2 separate regions of the Homo sapiens genome follow, and region 2 is linked to region 1. The links are chromatin contacts, found by Hi-C or POLR2A ChIA-PET in ENCODE. All regions are on one chromosome and are shown on one strand. The core of a region is the stretch at or near the end of the contact, and the rest is flanking DNA. Distances in the headings are between cores, read along the strand shown.

Region 1 (5,866 bases), core at 948-3,447:
ACCAAAAAAACTGCTTTCGGTACCAGCAGCGCGCAGACAGACTCTCCACAAGGAGGAATGCCGTCCTCGAGGGAGGACTTCCTGCAGTTGTTCAACTTGAGACCAAAATCTCACCCTGAAACGGGGAAGAAGCCTGTCAGATGCATCCCTCAGCTCGATCCGTTCACCACCTTCCAGGCTTGGCAGCTGGCTACCAAAGGAAAAGTTGCCATTTGCCAAGAAGTGAAGGAATCGGGGCAAGAAGGGAGCACCGACAACGACGATTCGAGTTCCGAGAAGGAGCTTGGAGAAACAAATAAGGGCAGTTGTGCAGGCCTCTCGCAAGAGAAAGAGAAGTGCAAACACTCCCACGGCGAAGCGCCCTCCGTGGACGCGGATCCCAAGTTACCCAGTAGCAAGGAGAAGCCCACTCACTGCTCCGAGTGCGGCAAAGCTTTCAGAACCTACCACCAGCTGGTCTTGCACTCCAGGGTCCACAAGAAGGACCGGAGGGCCGGCGCGGAGTCGCCCACCATGTCTGTGGACGGGAGGCAGCCGGGGACGTGTTCTCCTGACCTCGCCGCCCCTCTGGATGAAAATGGAGCCGTGGATCGAGGGGAAGGTGGTTCTGAAGACGGATCTGAGGATGGGCTTCCCGAAGGAATCCATCTGGGTAAGCTGCCCTGTCTCCGTCCCGTGCTGTTCCGCCTGTGTCTGTCTGTCTCCCCGTCTCCCCCTCTCTATTCCCATCTCCAGACAACGCTGGCCAGGAATGGGGTTTGGAGAGCCAGAGTCAAGTCCAGGCTCTTTTTGGTATCACTCTGTGTAAGTCATTTAACCTCTCAGGGCCTTAATTTTCTCATTTCTGTAATAACAGGGTTGAGTTAAGAGGTCTCCTTGTTCTGAAAATATATATATATTTTTTAAACGTGTATCGTTTTGCTCACAAAACACACTTTAAAAAAAAAATAACTTGTGCATCCAGCCCAAATGCACTGCTTCTTAACTGGGGCGATTTTGTTCCCAATCAGTATCTGGCAATGTCTGGAGGCATTTTGGTTGTCATACTGTGTGTGTGGGTGTGCCTGCTGGCATCCAGTGGGCAGAGGCCAGGGACACTGCTCAGCATGGTACAGTGCACAGGACAGCCCCATCATCAAAGAATTATCTGGTCCCAAATGTCAATAGTTTGAGCATTGAGAGACCCTAGCCTTCACTTAAGTTTTTCTGGCGTTCCTGATCTTTTTCTGTAGTGAATTTCTAGTGGCCATAAAAGGTACTGGGAGTGATGATCAACTAGAGCCAGGAATATTATTTGGGCAGCCGTTTGGTGCTGTCCAAAACCTTGTCCTTTCTGTCTGGCAAGCTAGTATCCATTTATAGGTACCTCAGGAACCCAAATGATTTGTCATAAAATACAAGGAATGTGAGCACACTGAAGACATTTTTAAGAAGGCTCATTTGCTCAGCAGAATTTTCAGTGTACTAGTGGCATTTATAGAAAGAGAAGGTGATCACTGAAGGCATGCTCACATAATATTCCTGAGCCCTGGTGGGCGTTATCTAGGGCAAAGGATTCCACCTGTGTTTGGAGTTGCGCCCATCCTCACTGTAGCCAGAGCTTCTCCTATCAGAGTTTAGTATTTTGTTTGAATAGAGGATCTTGCTGCTTAAAACAGTTGAAAAGACCCTGATGGGCAGGCCGTAATTGACAAGCGAATGATGGGAACATGAATCGGTCTTAGGGAAGCATCTGTCAAAGTGGTCCTCGGTTAAAACAAGTGCCTCCTCCTCTCAGTGTCACTTGATTGTGTGCTTGAATTCTTCGGAAAACTGGGTGTATGAGACCCACGATGAATTTGCCCACACGATTGATTGGACTCTTCCTTCACCTGCTCTTCAGCCAGTGCCAGTTCCTTTTCTGATCATGTGATTGACGTGAGAACTGTAGTCTGTATATCAAATCTTTAGAATGTTTTTGAGTTTCCTGGGACACAGGAAACCCAGCACTTAGCATACTACAAATCTAATGTCTTAATGGCATCATAAAAAGAGGCTTTAAACACAGACTCCAGTTAGCTAAGTGGTTTCTGCTAGTGCCGGTACTGTTGCAGGGGCCCTGTGAGATGCCCCAGTTCCCTGAAAGAAATGAAAAGGCCAGTTACCGGTAGGTGGTGTGGAAAACATGGGCTAGATCATCAGGCAGGACAGAATGCCTGGCTGTGGGTGGGAGCACCCCAGCTTGGCGTTGAGTTCTGGTTCTACCACTGCGTTGTTTTGTGACCAATTATGAGTTGCTTAACCTTTCTTTGCTACTATTTCCCTGTTTGCAAAATGGTTCATTGACCCCTGTCTTCCACCTCCCAAGGACAATTTCAACAGCCTATTTGTAAAAAGATCACAGTCCTTTAAAAAATATAACTGTAAAGTCAGAGGTGATGCTTGAAAGAGCAGGAACCAGGTAGATGTGGAAATGTCATGTCCTTTGTTCTAAAGAAAAGGCATTTCATAGCTTTTTGGATATGACGCAACATACCATAAATCCTGACACATAGTTGGGAGTCGGAAATTGCAACAACGCCCAGTTATAAACCCAGCTAGTTTGGGTATGATTGTAAGAAAAAAAAGCTGGCCATTCTGTATTTGGGGAATTGATTTTCCTAAACTTATATTATCTTAGTAGTCTAGATTTATCATATTGTACTATCATCCTGGCTTTTTTAAGACTTAAGAAGATCAAGTAAATTTTTTTTTCTTTCTTTAGACACTATATAGATCATCAAGGGTGTCTGTCTTACAGGTGGATAGTGATATGATCTACAGTGAGGGGACATTTATTTAAAACTTAAACATTCATGTGTTTTGGGGGTGGTATTTTAACGGCAGCACCTCTGATTGTCTTTTGGAGGGCTGGTGTGTGTTTGAAGTTCTGTCCTCCTTCCAGTGGACTCTAACTTCTCCTGATGCACGTGAGACACATTGTCCTATTGTCCTGCAGAAACTAAAGCCAAACACTGTCATTTGGGGACAGGTTTTCATTTGTCAGATCTCTTTCGCCCACATGAGTGTTTGTGGACAATACAGCCTGCTTTCCAAAACTTTGCTAAATTTTGACAGACTTTCCTAGGTGCTTGCCCAATGCCAGACTTTCTTTTCTGTTGAAGATTAAGTTGTGCTTGCTGCCCTCTAGTGGTCAGTTGTTTAATCCTAACCTTAAACGGCTTATTTTTCCCCTGGTGGTTGGGAAGTTGACGGTTTGTAATTGGCTCATTTTTCTAAATTATTCTGAAGAAGATAATTTTTCCCGCCAGTATGTATGTCCACCTTCAGTTTGCCAGATCCTGCCTGCTCAGAGACACTGAGAACCGGAAGCTGCCCGGGCAATTCAGTCTATGAAATGATCTTTCTTGTGATTAAGGCAAACGAAGAACTGAATGTTTAATAGTGTACTCTGCTGTACCCAGAAAAAAACAAAACAAAATCATGTTATAACACTCTAAAACTTCAAACAACCTCCAACAGCATTTGGTGTGTGTCTAGCCGTTTTGTTCTAACCCGATGTTATATAAAAGAATTTTTTCATGCTTTCCAAAAATGTTTATGTCAAGAATATTTAAGTCAGCATGCCTTATTCAGGTACTTCAGCTACCTTCTTATATAAATATTTTTGTTTTTCCTTTAAGATAAAAATGATGATGGAGGAAAAATAAAACATCTTACATCTTCAAGAGAGTGTAGTTATTGTGGAAAGTTTTTCCGTTCAAATTATTACCTCAATATTCATCTCAGAACGCATACAGGTAAAGAACTTTTATTTTTTTAACCATGCATTAGTTAAATTATGTAGTTATCTAATTTTTTTGTTGTTGTTGTTCAGATACTCTGCCAGATCCTTGGACTAGCTTAAGGATAAATATGTAGCATGTTGATTGCAGTGGTTATTTTTATTCTTTTAGTGCCATTGTAACTTGAGCCATTGTTCTTATTTGCAGTTCATTTCTTTTCTTTCTTTTTTGTTTTTTGAGACGGAGTCTTGCTCTGTCACCTCGGCTGGAGTGCAGTGGTGCAATTTCGGCTCACTGCAGCCTCCACCTCCCTGGTTCAAGCAATACTCCTGCCTCAGCCTCCCCAGTAGTTGGGATTACAGGTACCTGCCACCACACCCGGCTAATTTCTGTATTTTTAGTAGAGATGGGGTTTCACCATGCTGGCCAGGCTGGTTTCGAACTCCTGACCTCAAGTGATCCGCTCACCTTGGCCTCCCATAGTGTTGGCCTCCCATAGTGCTGGGATTACAGGCGTGAGCCACCGCGCCCGGACAAAGTTCATTTGTTTAGTTTATGACTGCTATGTCCTGACTCTTATCTTATTAAAAGCTACAGTATTTTAAAATGCTGCATCTTATGTCTTTATGATTGAGAATGAAATGAGAATCTATTTAGTAGTCTTGAGATTGTGAAAGGAGCTATGACATCATGATGTAGGAGGCTGCGTAGATTTGAAATTTCATCTCTTCCACTTACTATCTGTGCACCCTTGGGCAAGTTATTTAACCTTTTTGTGCTTTTAGTTTTCTTTGCTGTAAAAGTAGAATAATACATATTTCCCTAGGGCTGTTAGGAAGATTAAATAAGTTAGAAGTGTTGCTGTTAATTTTTCTATTGAAGATAGGCATTCATAATTTCAAATATTCATTACAGTAAGGATGATAAAGAACTGATGAGAAATCCTATGTGATAGTAGATCGAGAAAGCAAAAGGAGGAAAGAAGCCTGTTTTCTTAATAAATAGATATTTGATCTATTTCAGTGCTTTTCATACACTTCTATAATAAAGTGCCATTTCTTGCCTTAGGTGAAAAACCATACAAATGTGAATTTTGTGAATATGCTGCAGCCCAGAAGACATCTCTGAGGTATCACTTGGAGAGACATCACAAGGAAAAACAAACCGATGTTGCTGCTGAAGTCAAGAACGATGGTAAAAATCAGGACACTGAAGATGCACTATTAACCGCTGACAGTGCGCAAACCAAAAATTTGAAAAGATTTTTTGATGGTGCCAAAGATGTTACAGGCAGTCCACCTGCAAAGCAGCTTAAGGAGATGCCTTCTGTTTTTCAGAATGTTCTGGGCAGCGCTGTCCTCTCACCAGCACACAAAGATACTCAGGATTTCCATAAAAATGCAGCTGATGACAGTGCTGATAAAGTGAATAAAAACCCTACCCCTGCTTACCTGGACCTGTTAAAAAAGAGATCAGCAGTTGAAACTCAGGCAAATAACCTCATCTGTAGAACCAAGGCGGATGTTACTCCTCCTCCGGATGGCAGTACCACCCATAACCTTGAAGTTAGCCCCAAAGAGAAGCAAACGGAGACCGCAGCTGACTGCAGATACAGGCCAAGTGTGGATTGTCACGAAAAACCTTTAAATTTATCCGTGGGGGCTCTTCACAATTGCCCGGCAATTTCTTTGAGTAAAAGTTTGATTCCAAGTATCACCTGTCCATTTTGTACCTTCAAGACATTTTATCCAGAAGTTTTAATGATGCACCAGAGACTGGAGCATAAATACAATCCTGACGTTCATAAAAACTGTCGAAACAAGTCCTTGCTTAGAAGTCGACGTACCGGATGCCCGCCAGCGTTGCTGGGAAAAGATGTGCCTCCCCTCTCTAGTTTCTGTAAACCCAAGCCCAAGTCTGCTTTCCCGGCGCAGTCCAAATCCCTGCCATCTGCGAAGGGGAAGCAGAGCCCTCCTGGGCCAGGCAAGGCCCCTCTGACTTCAGGGATAGACTCTAGCACTTTAGCCCCAAGTAACCTGAAGTCCCACAGACCACAGCAGAATGTGGGGGTCCAAGGGGCCGCCACCAGGCAACAGCAATCT
Region 2 (5,875 bases), core at 176-2,675, 220 kb before region 1:
ACCATTTTAATAATGGCTATGTTTAACAATCAGGTCACAAAATTCCTGAAAATTTAACAGTTGGCTCTGGTTGGCCTAAGAGAACTGGCTTCAGCTCCTTGGTGCTGAGCCTGGGCTGCTCTGCCTAAACTCTCTGCCTGTTGGCACTTGATCATCTTTCAGATCTTGGCCAAGCAGTACTTGGTTAAAGAATTCTCAGTGCATTCTGCCACAGCTCGTCACACTTGGGTTAGCTAATTCTATGTACGATTATTGTTTGATTGTTGCTTTGACCGCTTATCATGTCAGCTCCACGAAAGCTGGGGCTTTCATCTATGTTTGTCCTGTCCCCTCCTGTATCTCCCATGCCATTCACAGGGCCTGGTACCCAGGAGGTGCCCAATTAACATCCATTTAAGAAATAAATGGGCTGGGCATGGTGGCTCACACCTGTAATCCCAGCACTTTGGGAGGCCAAGGAGGGTGGCTCACCTGAGGTCAGGAGTTCGAGACCAGCCTGGCCAACGTGGCAAAACCCTGTCTCTACTAAAAATATAAAAATTAGCCACACACGGTGGCATGTGCCTATGGTCCTAGCTACTCGGGAGGCTGAGGCAGGAGAATCGCTTGAGTCCAGGAGGTGGAGGTTACCGTGAGCTGAGATCGCACCACTGCACCCCATCCTGGGCAACAGAGACTCCGTCTCAAAAAAAAAAAAAGAAAGAAAAGAAATAAATGAATGAGAAATTTCCATTAAGGCTTTCTCTACTTACATGTGCAAGTTTTGGTGATGTTATGGAGAAATTAGATAAAATTTTGCACATAAAGAGTGAATGATTTGTTTACTAACTGGCCCATTCGTCAACTCTTTGCAGTAGTTCCATCTTTTTGTACCGTGGACCCTGTTGGTTGTCTGAGGAAGCCTGTGATCCCGTTCTCAGGACAAAAAAATGCACAGGCTTGCAAAGAAATCCAATTACATTAAAATGCAGTTCCCCTAAAAATGTTAAAACAAATGTATAATATGGTAATATGTGTGCATTTTTATTAACACATTAAGTGACAAGATGCAGTGCAGATTCTAACAACTGTAATTTTGAGATAGCAATAACTATAGAGGATACTTCCTATTATTTGTAACTCTGGTGTAAGATGAAAATATCTGGTTTCCACTGGCAACAAAGTCTCAAGGACTGCTAATTCTGCTGTGGTTTGCCTATATTCAAAAGGTGGAAAATAGGCCGGGCGTGGTGGCTCACGACCGTAATCCCAGCACTTTGGGAGGCCAAGGTGGGCAGATCACGAGGTCAGGAGTTCGAAACGAGCCTGGCCAACATGGCATAACCCTGTCTCTACTTAAAATACAAAAATCAGCTGGGCGTGGCAGCACACGCCTGTAGTCCCAGCTACTCAGGAGGCTGAGGTACAAGAATCGCTTGAGCCTGGCAGGCAGAGGTTGCAGTGAGTCAGGATCGCGCCACTACACTCCAGCATGGACGACAGAGCGAGACTCTGTCTCAAACAAAAAAAAAAAAAAGAAAGAAAGGGGAAAAATGAGAAAATGCAGATTAGAGTATATATGTGTTTTTGTTTGTTTGTCTGTTTGTTAATCAATGTATCATAAATTCTATCCCAGGACTGCTTGGGAGTCCGTGGACACCTGGTTAAGGATTCCTATGGACAGATCAATTAACCCAAGGGCTCCAGGAGATGCAGATCAAAGACCGCCACACAAGAAAGAGGCCACACAGATAAAGAGCCCAGGACCTGCTGTCAGACCTCCCCAGATTCAGATTCTTAGGCCTGCCCCTTATAGGCTGTGTGACCTCGGACAAGTTCCTTATTTACTCTGAGCCTGAGTGTCCTCGCTCGTAAAATGGGTCTAACAACGACCACCTCCAAGAAAGATCACGATGCTGAAATGACTCAGAACAGTGCCTGGAGTGGAAGAGCTGCTGGGAAAATAATAACTGCTATTTCTACATCAGTTATGCCAGTTCTTTTTGACCTAAGAAACTCCAGCGCTTTTAATACAATCAAACTGGGTTATTGGTGACTTACAGAGGAGACCCTAGGCAGGTAACTATTGAACCTTGAAAACCGTAACATGGACACAGAGTAGAGAGCCCATTTATCTCAACTGGATTCTTCTCAGTGGACTTCGAGCTTCTTATCAGAAAAACACTTTGATGACAGCGCTTAGTGCTTAACAGCTTAAGAGCAGTTCAAACATGCGCCAGAGGCTTGCTGAGGAGGCCCGCCCTCCAGATTCTGCAAATAGATACACTGGGGTGAGCCTGCAGCCCAATTTGCCCAGGACTGTCCTGGTTAATGCTTGCGGTCCCCGTGTGATTATTAATAGTATCTGTTGTATCCATACGAGCGTCCCAATTTAGATGATCCTATAGATGGTCACTGTTGATAAGGACCATGGCTGCCTTCTCCCTTAGCTGCCAAGCTGTGTATAGGATATTGTTTCTCCTTGGCAGAATTCAGAAAGTAAGTTTGGACCCTCTGGAATTCTGGTCCTTTTCTTCTAGGTTTCAGGCATCATTATTGCATAGGAGCTTTGAAGTCCAAAGTAATCTAGAGTTAGAATGACCAGACATCCTGGTTTCTTGGATTTTATTTTAAGTGGGAGGGGAGTTACTGAAGGGGTGATTATATATCAGTTCACTTAATCCTTATACTTATATATTAATAGCCCAGGCTTGGTGGCTCACACTTGTAACCCCAGGACTTTGGGAGGCTGAGGCAGAAGGATCGCTGAGCTCAGGAGATTGAGATCAGCCTGGGCAACACAGTAAGATCCCCATGTCTACCAAAAATTTAAAAACTTCAGCCAGGTGTGGAGGTACACACGTGTAGTCCCACCTACGCAGGAGGCTGAGGAGAATCACTTGAGTCCAGCAGGTTGAGGCTCAATGAGCCATAATCACACCACTGCCACTACACTCCAGCCTGGGCGACAGAGTGAGAACCTGTCTCAAAATAAAAATAAAAATATTATCATACTTAATAATAACGCTCTGGGGGTAAACATTGTTATTCCCATTGATGCATGAGAAGAGTAAGGCCCAGAAAGAAAAAATAACCTGTCCAGAGCCTCACAAATGGTAAACAATAGAGTCTGGACTTGATTCCAGATCACTTGACCAACTGCCCTGATTTGCAGATCCTCTGAGTTCAACCAAAGAAATGAGCACAAAAAAATCTCTCTGTGCCTGCAGGTGTGACATTCTTAACCCTGTCTTTAATACAACTGCCACATCCCAGCGTTCCTTGACAGACTGTGGAGCACACCTAAGCCACCTTGCTTGCCATAGGGTTTGGCTCCATGACCTTGATGTGAGTTCATAGATTTGTTTGCAGTTGTGAAAATTAAATGAGAGAGCGAGATTTCATTGTGTGTGTGGAGTGTGTGTGTGTGTGTTGGGGGAGGGAGGAGAACAAACGATTTTAAATTCAGCCTAAAATTAAATGCACATTGGATGCATGCCAAACGGACTCCACAACCACCAGACTTTGCAAGTTTCAACGATTTCCAAGTCCTTCCTTTGTTTTTTTTTCTTTTTTTGAGACGGAGTCTCACTGTGTCGCCAGGCTGGAGTGCAGTGGTGCGATCTTGGCTCACTGCAAGCTCTGCCTCCCAGGTTCAAGCAATTCTCCTGCCTCAGCCTCCTGAGTAGCTGGGATTACAGGCACGCACTACCACGCCCAGCTAATTTTTGTATTTTTAGTAGAGATGGGGTTTCACTATGTTGGCCAGGATGGTCGCAATCTCCTGACCTCATGATCCGTCTGCCTTGGCCTCCCAAAGTGCTGGGATTACAGGCATGAGCCACTGTGCCCAGCCTGCAAGCCCTTCTTCTGCCGAGTGCTATGCTAGTTTCTAGAAGAAGAGGGATGTTACTCATTCATCTGCTATGCATGGTCCACTATGTTCCAAGGTGGGAGACGTGTACAGAGGTGAGCACCTCCAGCCTTCAGGCCACTTATATTCCCAGGTGTAGGTGATAGATAGGCAAATGCGTGCACTCTGGTTGTTGAAGATGTAGAGCAATTGGACTCCTCCTGCACCACTTGTGGTCATGTAAAATGGTATGGCCACTTTGGAGAACATTCTGGCAGTTCCCTGTTTGGTTAAATATAGAGTTACCATATCACCCAGCAATTCCACTCCTAGGTATTTTACCCAAGAGAAATGAAAACACATGTTCACACACAGACTTGCACATGACTGTTTATAGCAGCAATATTCACAATAGACAGAAGGTGGAAACAACCCAAATGTCCATTACAGGATGAATGGATAAACAAAATGTAGCATATGCATACAATTGCTTATCCATAAAAAGAAATGAGGTTCTGACACATGCTGTAATATGGATGAACCTTGAACATTACAGTAAGCGAAAGAAGCCAGTCACAGAGACCATATATTTTATAATTCCATTTATATGAAATGCCCAGAATGGGTCAATCATTAGAGACAGAAAGTAGGTTAGTGCTTGTTCAGGGATGGGAGGACATGAAGGAAGAGGGTAATAACGGAAGGGTTTGGGCTTTCTTGAAGTGATGAAAATGTTCTAAGGTCAATGGTGGTGGTGGTTTTACAATTCTGCGAATGTACTAAAAACCATTGGATTGTACGGTTTAAATAGATGAATGAAATGATATGTGAATTATATATCCAAAAATGCTGTTAAAAACAAAACAAGTATATCCCGGACCATCAGAGAGAAAATAGAGTAGGAGTGTCTAAATCTTTTTGTGTTGCTGTAAAGGAACACCACAGGATGGATAATTTACAAAGGGAAGAGTTGGGAGGCCAAGGTGGGAGGACCACTTGAACCCAGGGCTTTGAGACCAGCCTGGGTAGCAGAGCGAGACCCTATCTCTGTAAAAAATTTAAAAATTAGCCAGGCGTGGTGGTGCATGCCTGTGATTTCAGCTGCTCGGAAGGCCGAGACAGGAGGATTGCTTGAGCCCAGGAGGCCAAGGGTGCAGTGAGCCATGATCATGCCACTTCACTCCAGCCTCAGTGACAGAGTGATACCCTGTCTCAAAAAAAGAAAAGAAGCTTATTGACCTAGGGTTCTGCAGGCTGTACAAGAAGCATGGCACCAGTATTTACATCTGGTGAGGACCTCAGGTTGCTTCCACTCATGGCGGAAGGGAAAGGGGAGCTGGTGGGTGCAGAGGTCACATGACACAAGAGAAAGCAAGAGAGATAGGAAGAGGTGCCAGGCTCTTTTAAGCAACCAGCTGTCAAGGGAACTAACAGAGTGAGAACACACTCACTATAGCAAGGATGGCACCAACACACTCATTGGGGGTCCACCCCCATGGCCCCAATGCCTCCTGCTAGGCCCCACCTCCAACACTGGGGATGAGATTACAACATGAGACTTGGAGGGGAGAACTATCTAAACTGTATCAAGGAACCTAGGCATGGGGGCTCACGCCTGTAATCGCAGCACTTTGGGAGGCCAAGGCAAGCTGAGGTCAGGAGTTCGAGACCAGCCTGGCCAACATGGTGAAACCCCATCTCTACTAAAAATACAAAAATTGGCTGGGTGTGATGGAACACACCTGTAGTGCCAGCTGCTCGGGAGGCTGAGGTGGGAGGATTGCTTGAACCCAGGAGGCAGAGGTTGCAGTGACCCCAGATTGCACCACTGCACTCCAATCTGAGGGATACAGTGAGATCCCATCTCACTGTATTTGTGTGTGTATTTGACCTAAAATGAGTTAATAAGAGTTGGACTTGCTACAAAAGCACCACCAATGTTTCCAATTTTTCAGCCACGTTTTTTGTTATTGTTTTTTGTTTGCTTGAGATAGGTCTTGCTTTGTCATCCAGGGTGGAGTGCAATGGTGCAATCTCGGCTCA

What was found. Hi-C counts contacts between places; a loop is a spot of excess contacts on that map. ChIA-PET counts read pairs that join two places held with the same protein, here RNA polymerase II (POLR2A). Pooled maps may share reads with other maps.
Region 2: a map of HepG2 shows a loop between it and region 1 (7-fold over the local background). The contact joins two enhancer-like sites. A Hi-C loop is called at or near these places in 2 of 168 maps with a recorded cell type or tissue (Caco-2 and HepG2) and 3 of 50 pooled maps. POLR2A ChIA-PET finds 5 or more read pairs at or near these places in 6 of 52 experiments (B cell, GM10248, GM12878 and 3 more).

Annotation. Positions count from the first base shown.
Region 1 is chr20:53,576,247-53,582,112 of GRCh38, reverse strand. It overlaps ZNF217 (zinc finger protein 217), which reads left to right. Exons shown (of 6, transcript NM_006526.3): 2 at 1-652; 3 at 3,663-3,779; 4 at 4,833-5,866. Among named protein-coding and RNA genes, the nearest start is that of ZNF217, 15 kb to the left of the region's middle. RefSeq lists enhancers at 1-84, 1-273. Within about 2 kb of position 2,197, at least 26 of the 41 ENCODE cell types and tissues checked have a DNase peak (open chromatin) inside an H3K27ac peak, as active enhancers do.
Region 2 is chr20:53,797,326-53,803,200 of GRCh38, reverse strand. No RefSeq gene overlaps it. Among named protein-coding and RNA genes, the nearest start is that of BCAS1-AS1, 120 kb to the left of the region's middle. RefSeq lists an enhancer at 1,404-1,905 and a silencer at 3,885-4,085. Within about 2 kb of position 1,425, at least 3 of the 41 ENCODE cell types and tissues checked have a DNase peak (open chromatin) inside an H3K27ac peak, as active enhancers do.